Linked DNA regions of Mus musculus: region 1 is linked to region 2. The links are chromatin contacts, found by Hi-C in ENCODE. All regions are on one chromosome and are shown on one strand. Each heading gives the region's core, a stretch centred on a gene start or an enhancer-like site at or near the end of the contact. The rest is flanking DNA. Distances are from core to core; before and after follow the strand shown. Region 1 has its middle 9.1 kb from the start of Gm31955. Region 2 holds the start of Stat4 (signal transducer and activator of transcription 4).

The links. A loop is a pair of places that touch in the nucleus more often than their neighbours do.
Region 1: a loop to region 2 is called in a map of v-Abl transformed pro-B cells, with 3 times the contacts of the local background. The contact joins the enhancer-like site here to the promoter of Stat4 in region 2. A Hi-C loop is called at or near these places in 1 of 37 maps with a recorded cell type or tissue (v-Abl transformed pro-B cells).

Annotation. Positions count from the first base shown.
Region 1 is chr1:52,293,237-52,299,764 of GRCm38, reverse strand. No RefSeq gene overlaps it. Among named protein-coding and RNA genes, the nearest start is that of Gm31955, 9.1 kb to the left of the region's middle. Within about 2 kb of position 3,378, at least 1 of the 3 ENCODE cell types and tissues checked has a DNase peak (open chromatin) inside an H3K27ac peak, as active enhancers do.
Region 2 is chr1:52,006,698-52,013,421 of GRCm38, reverse strand. Stat4 (signal transducer and activator of transcription 4) reads right to left here and starts at 5,182. Exons shown (of 24, transcript NM_011487.5): 1 at 4,694-5,182; 2 at 1,511-1,639. The coding sequence starts at 1,638.

The DNA.
Region 1 (6,528 bases), core at 2,129-4,628, 290 kb before region 2:
GGAAGACAGAAGTGATTTTCATCGGAGCTTGTGTGGATAATCTGCCATCCCTCCTTCCAATTTTTAATTCATAAAATATTACTAAATAAATGGTGCACATCGAGTCACCGACTAAAAATCCACTAAAACCAAGAAGGCCAAGTATAAACTGTGTTGAATGCCAAAGACAACGTTATGACAGGTTCTGCTCATTTACAGTATGATGTAACAGCACAGGAGGCTATCACTAACATCACTAAATCATTATAGGACGATGGCACATCTGAGTTATTCAAGAAAGAACATTCTAAGGACAGAATTTTGAATTTTAGTGTAATAACTTCTTACACGCTGATTTCTGTCTTTCCTATCCTCACTCATCCCCTTCTTTGCCTGACGGGATGCCTTTCTTTCACATGTTGCCTGATCTCCTCTGGGAGGTTACCTCATCAGTGTGCTGCATACATACACCATATACTCCAGCACAGCTAACTGGCTCTCTCATGCATCCAGAGCACTTTGTTCTTACATCTCTGTTGTTTTACTAAATCCTACCACAGCATCCAGAGATTATTTGACCAGGTTAAGGTCTGTTCAAGGCTCTTGGATCTGCTTTATGTCCAGACTCCCCCAGTAGTTAACCTATGGCAGAACCCTATCAGAGAGCATCCTACTTCAATTTTTTATTTGCACTAGGTCTCTTGACTAGACTGAAAGCCCCCTGAGAATAGAGGCCAAATTTAGTGATACTTCTAAGAACTCTAGAGAGAGACAGAGACAGAGAGACAGAGAGAGCAGAGAGACAGGCAGACAGAGACAGGCAGAGAGAACTCATGTATGTCTACATGCCTGCTCATGGCTGCATGTGCACCTTTGTGGAGGTCAGAGGTCAGCCTCTGCTGTTGTTTCGCAGGAACTGTGCTTTTTTTGTCTGTTTTGTTTGAGACAGGGTGTCTCACTGCCCTGGGACTCTCCAAGTAGGTTAGTTTGGCTAGCCAGTGAACTCAGGAATTTGCCTGGCTCTGCCTCCCCAGCCCTGGTACTATAGGCACATGCCACCAACTCGGCTTCTTCCATGGGTAGTAGGGATCGAACTCATGATCCCAGGCTTGCATAACAGGCAGTTTGCCATTTAAACTATCTTCCTAGCCTATGTGTAAGTCTTAAAATAGAGCTCTAGTAGATAACTCTGGCTAACTGAAAAGGAAACACTTGTTATCTTTATATTTTTTTACACCCAGTCTTATGTATCGCTTCCTCTTTCCTGCATGCCATACCTATTTCACAGGGCATTGCATTCTTAAGTCTTCATTACTCGCTTTTGCTTGAGTCACCATGGGAAGTAAAGTTCAGAGCAGATGTGGTTTGTAGACAGAACCTTGTTGGAGAGAGAAACTGAAACGGAGTTTATCCACACTGGAAGGTGGTGGGGAGAGGAAGGAGATGAACAGGTCATGTCCCAGGACCCCTAAGGTGTGCCACAATCATACTCTAGATTAAGGTGATATTACAATTGATGTGTCCCCAGTGTTAGCATCACCTTCTTTATTTCCCAGTTGCAGACAGACAAGACAGAGTCCTCATCCAGTGTTTAGCCTTGGTCAATGTTCTGTCTCTAAGGGTTAATTTCCTCATAAAATAAAGATAAATGTAACTACTTTATATGGTTGCCATAACTGAAGGAGGTCAAGTCCTGAGGGACTGACATAGAGTAAGCTGAACAGATGACCAGCATAGATGCATTCTGCAACTTTAGATAAAAATAGGACGGCAATGGCCAAAAGCAGACACAAGCGAGTCTTCAACAGATCAGTGATGTATCTTCAACACAAGGCTTGGATTTACTTAATAGGGTTGTGAGGTTGTCATAATTTGGTACAAGGGGAGTGGTGTGTCAGGTGCATGGCTTGAGATCTGCGCTCTAGCTACTCTAAGAAGTAATGGAAGATAAGGTTAAAGCAGGGAGGTTCTCTAGGAGCCTGCTCCAGAACTCCCAAGGAACAAACGAACAGAGGGAACAATCAGCAGAGGCTTACGACAATCAACAAGCCACACAGCAAGGTTGCCAACATGAAAGCATGAAGAGAAAGGAAATTTGCAAGAAGAGATGTATTGTCTCAATAATAGCACCTACTGCCATGGGTCCCAATTCTTAAGATTATGTGCAGGAGAAAGGTAGAAGAAATCTACTACTCAGAAGATAGTTATCAAGTAGAATCTTCAAACAGATGCTCCTATTGGAGCCAGAGTTCACTGGCAACATTTCGAAGATGTCCTTATAGTCACAGTTGGGCAGAGAGCTGGCAGCGTCAAGTGGTTAGAGTTGAGGTCTGAGGTGGCTAAATGGATGTGCCCATAATTACATGCCATAATTACATGTATGTCCAAGGATCATAAATATGGGAGAGAAGTGAACTGCTAGGCAGCATGCTGCCATGTATAGGGCTGGGTTTATGCACATGGACTGCTGTTAGCTAGCTGCCATTCTTGTTAGCATGTGTACGCAGGCCTTCTCTCTCTCTCTCTCTCTCTCTCTCTCTCTCTCTCTCTCTCTCTCTCTCTCTCACACACACACACACACACACACACACACACACACACACACCCCTGTTTATTTCTAACATCTCTTGTACTTTACACTGACTAATGACCTAATTTGAATATAAGTAATATTCCATGTAGACATAGCAAAGTATGGCTTTTCAAGGTTTTGTTGAGTTGATCATTTTGGAAAAGATGATGAAATTACAAGTATAAAATTAGGTTAAAAAGAATGTTTATTAAGGCTAACAAATAGATTCGAAGTGTTATCAGAACTTTGGAAATCAGAGCTTTTCCCTCTGATGTGTCTTTGGGCAGCTTACCAGAACTGTTTTCCTATGATGCAGCCTTCTTACTCTACCCATTTAAAACATTCCCTAGCTCCATAGATGCTCACAGAACAAGGAACTGACTTGAAGCTCTACTTCAGCACTGTGACTGCTTCATGGAGAGTGTTCTCAGCTGCCTTCCATCAGCTTCACGGGCCCCCAGGTAAGGAAACCAGAAGAAAACCCTTCCATATATCCTCCTTCTACTGGTTCACTATGAAGTCACTGTGTCTTCTCTCTGAATAGACCATTGACTGGGAAATAGAACAGCTAGTTACTAAGCTACAAGGAAAGTCCTAGGGGAGGTACTGATCCTAGACAATAGGACCTCAGGCTGGCTAGCAGAGGGTTAAGCCACAGAGCTGTTGTTAATCATCTTTCTTATCCTGGTATTACCCAAGTGCAAATGGTGCCTCCGGGAGGACTCTGCTCTAAGGATTTCTTCCATCGCTCCCTACAGACACATTTTCCTTAGCTCTACCTTGTGCCCCAGAAAAATGAATGAAATAGATGGATGCCAGCTGGCTGGTTGACTTCAGCCACTGTGAAAACCAGCAGGAGAGCATCTTCTGCTGCCTCTCTGGAGTTGGCTGTGAGCTCTCCTTTCAAACAGTTTTCTCCATATACCACCTTCACCAGCATCTGGTATAAATTTCCTTGATCTTCAAGCCTGGGAGACAGTGATAACTCCCCAATTGTCCTCCTGTTCTAAGTGGTCATGGAAATCAGGCTAAACACCAGTGCAAATATTTCTATAAGTCGCAAACAGATGTTAGCATGGATACTAACGCTCTGTAACTCATTATGAATCTATTTCTTATCCTTAATGGAGTCCCTTCCTCACTTTTTTTGTGTGCCCATGTGAGTGTTGAGTTGTGCATGTCCCAATATGTCTATGGAGGTCAGAGAGCAATTTTCAGTGATTGGTTCTCTTCTTCTACCATGTGGGTACTGGGAATAGATCTTGGGTTCTCAGGCCCAGCAGCAAGCACCTTTACACATTGAGCCACTTCACAGACCTTTGGACCTAATTTTATATGTATAATTTTATAACCTAAGAGATCTCTTTATCTAAGAGATGGGACTATGCTGTTCGCTATTGGTAAACTATTTGTCTTATAGATCTATTGTCAAACCCTCCCCATGCTCCTCAGTTTGAATACTCATTAGTCTCCACTTAGACATTAACTTATTTTTAATTAGGAATATGTAAGGGGGTGTATATGTCAGTGTTTGGGCCCACAGAGTCCAGCAAATGCTGTCAGATCCCATGGAATGAGTTACAGGCAATTGTGAACTGTCCAACGTGGGTACTAAGAACCAAACTTGGGTCCTCTGCAAGAGCAGTAAGTGCTCTTAACCACTGAGTTATCTCTTGGTCCTTTGGACTTTAATTTATGTCACAGGGTAATTAACAAGAAGAAAGGCCTTCAGAGGCTCTTGCTAATGATCCCAAAATAAATAACTAATTAAGAAAAATCAAAACTCTTAGATGATGTTTAACATACCAGTTAATTTATTATGACAAATGGTGGTCACAAGTATATCTGGTTACTTTTCCTCTTGGTAGGTAGTGTTAACTGATGATAAGTAGCCTTCAAATAAGAGATGGAGAATGTAGCATCATATGTGTAAAGACTCAAGTTCATATCAACAAGTCACATGCCCCTCTAATTGGAGAGGGATTTGTACAAGAGTGTCAAATAAGCCCAGTTATTAAACATTATCCACTCAAATGTGTGCAGAATATGGCTTTACCCACGCCTATTTTGATACCAGGCATGCATAACTGTTGAGCAACATTTACTCTAACTTGTCTTGGTCTGTTGCTTTCTTCTGAACATGTTCAGGCAGGTGTTATCCTTTTCTTCCTTATAGTAGACCTGCAGATATCTAAGCAGAGCTGCCAATATCTCTATATCTATAGATACCCTTACTCTATCTATAGACTCACCATTAGCATATTGTTCCTTGGCCCTGGTGTCTTGAATGACCTAGTTAATCAAAGTTTCTGTGTGCCCAGTGTCCAAAAATGGAAACAATACTCTGTTTGGACTCCTGCTTGGTACAGCTCTCAACTGGGTTCCCCTCATCATTGTTCCCACACTCTAAAAAAAAAAAAATCTTACTTCTGGGACACATTTAAAATTAATCTGTTCTCTTCACACCCACAGCTGCTACCTCCTGTAAGCAGGCTAAAATTATCTTCCCTTCCCACATCACTTCCTGTTTCAAATGCCTCTTTTATAGCTCCCTGTGGGTTTTTTCATCAGGTTCCAGTTTCTTGATCTGTTATTGTCCGACTCCAATCATTATTTTTACGGCTTCCTGATACTTGGTTCTTTTCTCTTCCACAGCTTTGTTCACTGTCACCTCTATTGAAAGTTAACACTTTGCAATATCCACCATTTTTATCCTTTCCTCAATTAGAAATCCCTTTTATATATCGACCTCATGTTTGAATCGTATAAGAAATGTGGGTGTGATCTTTCCTCCTTCAGCATCCATGAACATCCCCATTGTGGAGATTTGATCACATTTTCGATATCCACGCACACTATTATAGTGCTTTAATCACATTTTCTTTAAAAATTTTTTCCAAGAAATAGATGTGATTATCACATTTATATCATTTTGATGACTTTGTCTTGGTTAAATACTGGTGTCAAGAAGAAGCTGTTAGAACCCAAATTATATCTTACAATACAACATGAAATGTAGAGCCCTTCACATGAATGACACAGTACTTTGGGGTAGCAAGAAATACCCCTCAAACTCACATTGACTGACTGTCATTCCACTGAAAGATGAATCATGTCAGTCATTCAAATTAGCTTTACACCTTTTCTGGCCTTGGAGGGCTCCTGTACACATGGTTCACATAAACTCAGACACAGCTCAAGGTCTTGCACTATGGTGAACCCCCCCCCCACCACCACCCCATGTCTCCAAAGGTGTTGAAGGACAGGACTGAGTTAAATATTTTAGCTCTGGGCCTCTGAATCCACACCTGTGTGTACCTCTAGACACAACGATTAATACATAAAGTCTGTCTACCAGAGCGCCTCAGGCCATATAAACACATTTTTTTATTGAATGAGCTCAAAGTCCTTTGTAGATATTATCTTTATAATTCTCCTAACAGTCCCTTTCGGCATGAAGAAACCAGAAGGGATTGATTAGCTCTGCATGTTTTTGAAGAGCCGGCCTTTAATGGAGGCAGCAGGCCCATATCCCTGGGGTCATTTCTTTCAACAGGTGGATGGCCTGTCTTAAGTCAAGGTCACACTTTAAGGTACTGGCGTGCTTAGAAAAGAATTCTAGTTTAATGATCCACCCATGAGATCTGGCTGCTTTCCACATGTACAAAGTCACTGAGGAGTTAGATTAAGACCATCTACATAAATTCCAGTGTTTCCATGGAAACACTCTCTGGAGGAAGAATCAAGCACAGGACATGAGTCTGAGTGCTAGGCACATGGTAAAGACCTCTTGGGCCCCACTCTTCCTTGTCACAACAGAGGACTAGGTTGGCCAGTCTTTAAAGGATTTCTTCCCTGTCTCAACCTGTCCCTCAGTTCCTGCTTGGTTCACTGGCCCATTTCAAGTATTCTAATAGATAGTTACTCACATTGCTACACACCCTCTCCTGGAATCTAAAAACAAAAACAAAAAAGCA
Region 2 (6,724 bases), core at 3,933-6,432:
CGTCAACAGCTCTGTAGTTGGGTCTATATTCAAACACCACATGTGAGACCAGGTATTGCCATCTGGTCCCTCATAGCAACTTTATTGGCATGGTCTAGAGGTAAAAGTAGAATGACCCAAATATCTGTCAATAAGTAAGTGAATCTGACCATAGGTAGTGAGTGTGGAAATACTATTCAGCTTCAGATTTGAATAAAATTCTGGTACATGCAGTAGGTAAGCCACAAAATAAAACATATTTGATTTCTTCATATAAAGTGCCTCCTTTACTCAAATTCATAAAAAAGGAAAGAGAAGAAGAACAGACTGGAAATGAGATTTGAGAGCCAGGGTTACTGTTTAATGAGCCAGAATTTCGGACTGAGATGATCACGCTGTGCTGATGGGTGGGATGATAACAGCGGAACATGAAGATCAGTCAACACTACCGAACTGTACAATTAAGAGTGGTTAAGACCCTGTGGTTTGTATTCTTACACAATAGGAAAGATGACTGAAGGGAGAGGAGGAAGTTTAATTAAATGGGGTGAATAGAGCTTTGTGAATGTTTGTTAGCTGGATGGTTTCACAGTCCTACGGAAGCTGTTTTGCATTATTTCCCGTGGCCAATGGCTTGGTGTGGAGACACTGACTGAGCGTGCCCTTGATTCATCTTGATCTCATTGTAAAAAGGTAAAAACAGCCAGACAGAGCGTTGAAAATAAAATGGGGGAGAGGTGGGGCATAGTATGCTGAAGAGTGAACATTTCTCACTGAAGATGGAAAAGGCTTCCTAAAAAGAATATATACTGGCCTTGAGTCTATCACAATGGAATTGTTTGTTTCTCTTGGACTTGCCTAAACCATTGATAAGGTGGTTTGAATAAAAATGGCCCCCATAAGCTCATATATGCTTATTCAGTATGGAGTAGCAATATCTGAAAGGATTAGGAGGTGTGGCCTTGTGAGAGAAGGTGTGACCTTATTGAAGGAAGTGTGTCATTGGGGATGGGCCAGGCCTAAGCCAAGCCCAGCCTCTGTGTGTGTATATGTGTGTGTGTGTGTGTGTGTACCTGCAGCCCATAATAGAGCTCCCAGCTACTGCTCTAGCACTATGTGTGCCCCCCATGCTCCCTGCCATGATGATAATGGACTAAGCCTCTGAAATGGTAAGCAAGCCCCAAATTCAACTCTTATAAAGGCTGTTTTGGTCACAGTATCTCTTTGTAGTAATAGAACAGTGACTAAGACAATTGGAATAGGAGGTACTTACAGACAAAACCATTAAGTTTCCCTTTATAGTAGATAAAACCAGAAAAAAAAAATGGTTCCTTGCCTTTGAGATGCATTTCCAAAACCTTGAATACACACACACACACACACACACACACACACACACACACACACACACACATATACCAAAAGGAATGCATCTACTCAGTCAAAAACAGGCCATAGAATATATGACTAGGACACAAAAAGGACACAAATCATCTGCCCATCATTTTCTAGGGAATGCATTTGAGCCTACCAGTCTTGAGTCTCAATCCACTGAGCTAGCAGATGCCGGATTTCCATAGGAAAGTTGTCATCATAGAACTGATCTACTTGCTCCAAAAACTTGATTTCTAATTGTTGGACTTGATTCCACTGAGACATGCTACAAAAGAAGGGCAAAGTAAGAGCTTTAAAATATTGCTTACTGGGAGCCAGGGGACATGGTTTCTTCTCGACTCAGACCTCAGTTAGCTGTTAGTTATTAGTTAATGGGAGGGGGGAAATCATTTATAGTTTCTCAAAGGAAGGAGAAAAACTCAACTTTTATAGCATCTCAACGAAGAAAGGAGAAAATGCATTTAAAACTCAGCATCCAGTGTTTGCTCTTGGTGTTTTCTTAAATGTTATCCCTTGTGCAGGACAGCTTTCTTCCTCTGCCTCAACCACATCCTTCCTTGCCTTACCATGACCTCCTAGGCTGCTGTTTCAGGAAGTCCCACCCTCCTCCCCAAACACCCCATGCCCTACCCTACCCAGCTGTCCCTATAGACTCGGGGATTAGCACAGAAACTGTATTGTCAGCAAAATGCTTCCTTATCCCTCCCTCCTTGAGCAGGTTGAATGCAAATAAGTACACGTACACACACACACACACACACACACACACACACACACACACACATACACACACACACATACACACACACACACATACACACACACACACATACACACACATACACACACACACTACACACACACATACACACACATACACACACACACACACACACACACACATACACACACACACACAAACACACTGACTGTACCTTCTGAGGCCTATTCATTCATTTCTTCCCCAGAGCTTCTTTTTCATAAAAATGGTCCAGCCTGTTTTTTTTTTTTTTATTTCATATTTGTTGGGACTCTACAGTGAGCTTTAGCCTGACTAGAGTTCCATTCTGTGGCAGCTTCCTGAAGAACTGCATGCGTGCACTCCCGCGTTTGAGTCATACCAGTGCAAAATTATTTCTAAGCCAGCATCCATTTTTATTGTTCTCTAGTGAGCTACGGTTGGGCAGAGCTTTTTTTAGATACAACGTCACCTTGTATCTAACAGTGATTGAGCCCTCAAATTAACTAAAGTAGAATAAACTATCCCATTTTTATAATGTAAACACAGAGCAGTGTGCTCCTTTAGTGTAACCTATATGTTCCCACTCTGTCCAGCACAGAGGCTGTAGATGTACGTTCTAGCATAGAAAAATCAGTATGACTTAATTCCCCTGACGTTACTAAGTTATTGCCTTTGCTCTTTTGGAATGCAGATTTCTTGATTAGTAATAGTAAGTCAAGGGCAAAACTTTCACCCCAATATTTCAATACATCTTGGAGGTATGACGTTTCTCTTTGCTTATAGAACAAATTGAGTCTTCAGATTTCAGTGGGAACTTTTTTTTTTTTTTTTTTTTTTGGGTTTTCGAGACAAGGTTTCTCCTTGTAACCCTGGCTGTCCTGGAACTCACTTTGTAGACCAGGCTGGCCTCGAACTCAGAAATCCGCCTGCCTCTGCCTCCCGATTGCTGGGATTAAAGACGTGCGCCACCACGCCCGGCCAGTGGGAACATTTTCAAACACCTTTTCCTTGAGCTAACTTTATAACTAAATGTTATAAACTATACTAATGTATAAATATAAGTCAATCAATAAATAAAATAATAAAAGTTGTGCTTCTCTCAGAAAAATGTAGATAGGGAGAGAAGCTATCTTGAACTTGTATATGACTTTATGTTTATGAGCCCTCATGGCTGGCCATTGCAGGTATGTTGTGAGTGCTTAGTAAAGTAAATAATTTAAGAAAGCTTATTTGGGCCTCCTGATGGGCCCCTGAATAGGTGGGAGAATAGCAAGCACCTTGGGCTTTACAAACAATCAAGCGCCAAAGAGGGATTGAGAATCCTGCCCACAACGTGCAGCTCTGACAAACTTCCCAGGTCTGGGAACAGAACTGGAGCATTCTCTTCTACCAGTGGCATCAGGAGGTCAGGAGCTGAAGACAGGGTCGCCGCTTTCACTGTTTCTGTTGTTTCTATTTTGTTATTTGAATGCAGGGTAATTTTATTATCTTACAGTCAAATCACTCAGATAAGTCACTCTTGCAAACCAAGGCTGAAGCAAGGTGCAGAAGGACCCTTTTCTCCCTGGCGTACCCTAAAGAGGAAAACCTTCAGACCTCGTTTGGAGCTCAGGAAGTCCCACCCCTGGCTGAGGAGTTATTGGCAATTGATGGTTCAGGGTCTGCGTCCAATCCCACATCATCATCCATGCACATGCAGGCATCACTACGTGAATCAACCAACCAAACAAATAAACAAACAAGCAAACCAGCACATAAAGTTGAGAGGGAATAAATACCCTAGGGAGAAAAGGAGAAGATCTGGAGGGTAGCGAATGAGAGTGGATTTGATAAGTTCCTTTTAAAATTACTTTTCTAAAACTTTAAGAAATTAAAGCGAGGTTTTTTGTTGGGTTTTTTTTTGGGGGTGGGGGGGGTGGTGGTTTGTTCTGGTGTTGTCGCTGTTGTTTGGTGTTCAGACCTCCAGCGGGTGTCTTTGTTTTCACTCTCTAGGGGCTCATTGTCCTGTCTCAGGACAAGTACTTTCCATCTAAAACCTGGATGCCTGCCGGCTCCCTCCTGGTATTCCTGCATTCAGGCCCATTTCCCGGGTGCTAGCAGTGCTGTTGACTCTTTGACCTCTTTGCAAAGGGACGACCTACTTTAAGCATCACTCACACTTCTCAAAGCCACAATCACCGGCTACCCTAGCGGGATGGTGTTTCCCTGAAACCCAGATGTGCCAATCTCGGGTCAGATATCACAGCCCTCCGTTGGCTAAAGAAAATTAGGGCTGTCTTCCAGCCCTTAGCTGACACACCTCCGCAGCAGCACAGCCCCCAACCCACCCCTCCGCTTCACGGAGATGCCTCGACTTCTCCCTCCTTCAGTAAAGATCCGGAGCCAGATCTCCATTTAAGTCTTTGGAAGACTTTTTTTCTGAGTGATCTGAGTGTAATGAGTAGGACCCTTCTTTTTATAGGCATCCCTTCCTCCCCAGTCGTGTTAATACCAATTGTAGAAAGACGCCCCAAGAATCCTGCCTAGATGTTTCCTATTGTGGAGAGGCCACACGCAGATGCGGGCTGCCTGGCTTACCTGGCTCTCTCTCTCTCCGTCCAGGTAGTGGCACTGCACAAGTCCAAAGTCAGAATCGGCCTTCAGGGTCCACAGCCGCTGACGCCATTCCTCTAGGGGATTTGCATTTCTCCACCCACTTGAGGCTTTCCTGTGCGTCAGTGTTTGAGTCCCTGGGACTTTAGGCAGTTCCTATCCACTCTATTCTAGAAACGCTTTACAAAGTCAGGCTGAAGCCCCCTTGGCAGAGCACCGCCCCATCCCTAGTAGCCACTCTTACAAATGCAAATTGTCCCAAGGTGTGTAGAGTAAGAGGTACACACTGAAGGACTGGGATTCCTGTTTTCCTAGACATAACTCCATCCTTTCTAGGGAGCCAGCATCAACACACCAACCAACAGCAGGGTCTGCTGTCTTGTGAGAAGACAGGCTTACACAGGTTTGTGGCAACTCGTGTAAAAGTTCTCGGTGTATGCCCTCTCTGGCCAGCTTCCACCTTGTCTTGGTACCTGTAGTCTGTGTGCTCCCCTCTTTATGACATGGGTCTGTTCTAGAATCACAGAGCTGGGTGGAACCTCGGTTCCTTTCCGTTCTAAATTTCACTTTCTGAAGACATTGAGGACCAGGCAGGTGAACAAAGTTACTCAGAGACATAGCCACTGGACTAAGATAGACAGTCATCTCTCAGGGATCACTGACTTCCAGCGGATTCCTTTAGATATTAATGCCTTGAACAGGAAAAAAATTCTACCAGAGTTCAGCAAAATAAATCAGACTGGTGGAAAGCAATGGGCAGACTGGATACACATGTGTCTAGGGTAGTATACCTAGGCAAAAGCCTGTATCATATCAATGACCAGCCATCACACAGGTGTGCCACCTGGATTCTTCTCTCCCAAGTGACAACTAAGCCATTCACACCCTACCCAGGAAACTTTTCTCCCTCTCAGGAGCTGAGGCTGTGACTCAGACAAGTCTGGGCACTGTCATTTTTCACTCCTGATGTTCCCCCCACTGCATCTTCTCACCAGGTACCCCCCCCATGCCACCCCACACACAGTGAAATCCTAGACTTTGTGAAGATGTAACAATGCCCCCAAACCCACAGTAGGTTTTTGTTTGTTTGTTTACGCTGAATTTCTTTACTCTTCTTGACCAGCTGTCTGGGAGAAACAGAACACACTCCTTGCATTTTCTGATCCCCCTCATGTTCTTAATCTCTGTCTCTCCCCCCTCCCTTTCGATTTGTGTGTGGATATAGGCATATGTTCAGAGCATGTGTGAGTGCTGGCATGCCATAGATCCCAAGTAGAGATCAGAGAACAATATCCAGTGTTGCCCCTGCCTCCAACCCTGTTTGAGACATGGTCTCCTGTTGACACTGAGTTAGCCAGCCTGGACTGCCTGGAAGCTTCTGGGGGTTCCCGTGTCTCCCATCTTGCCATGGCACCATCACAGCTGGCTTTACATGAATCATGGAGATCCACATTCATGTCCTCTTACCCGAGTGTAAGTGCTTGACTCACTGCACCATCTCCCTAGTCCCAGACACATTTAAAGTGGAAAAAAAAAATGGGTGAAATCAGCACAAGTAACCTAATATCTACAAAATAATAATACTTCATTTAAATTATAATAAAACATTAAATTATAATAAAACATTTAAATTGCTACCTAAGATCCTTTGTATTCCTTCCTATTGAACACCTAGATTCTGCAGTGTAAGTGGATTTCTTTCCAGTGTCTAAAGCCCTGGTGGCTGCCATTCTGGACAGCTTAGGTGGAGACCACTACTCGCCACTTTTACTTCCTGCCTTAGAGTGTTAATCACATTGGCTTTTTGTGTCTTTATCGCTACATTTAACTGTTCAGGTACATGTACAAAAATGGGTATGCTCTCTTTCTCTTTGAGACACTTCTAGATCTCTGCTTTTTAAAACTTGTTGAGGACCCCCATATTTGTGTATTATAGTTTTGCAGCTATTCACTCTATGAAAATTCAGATCTGAGATAAGCTATTCATGCTTCCAATAATATGCCCATTATATGTTA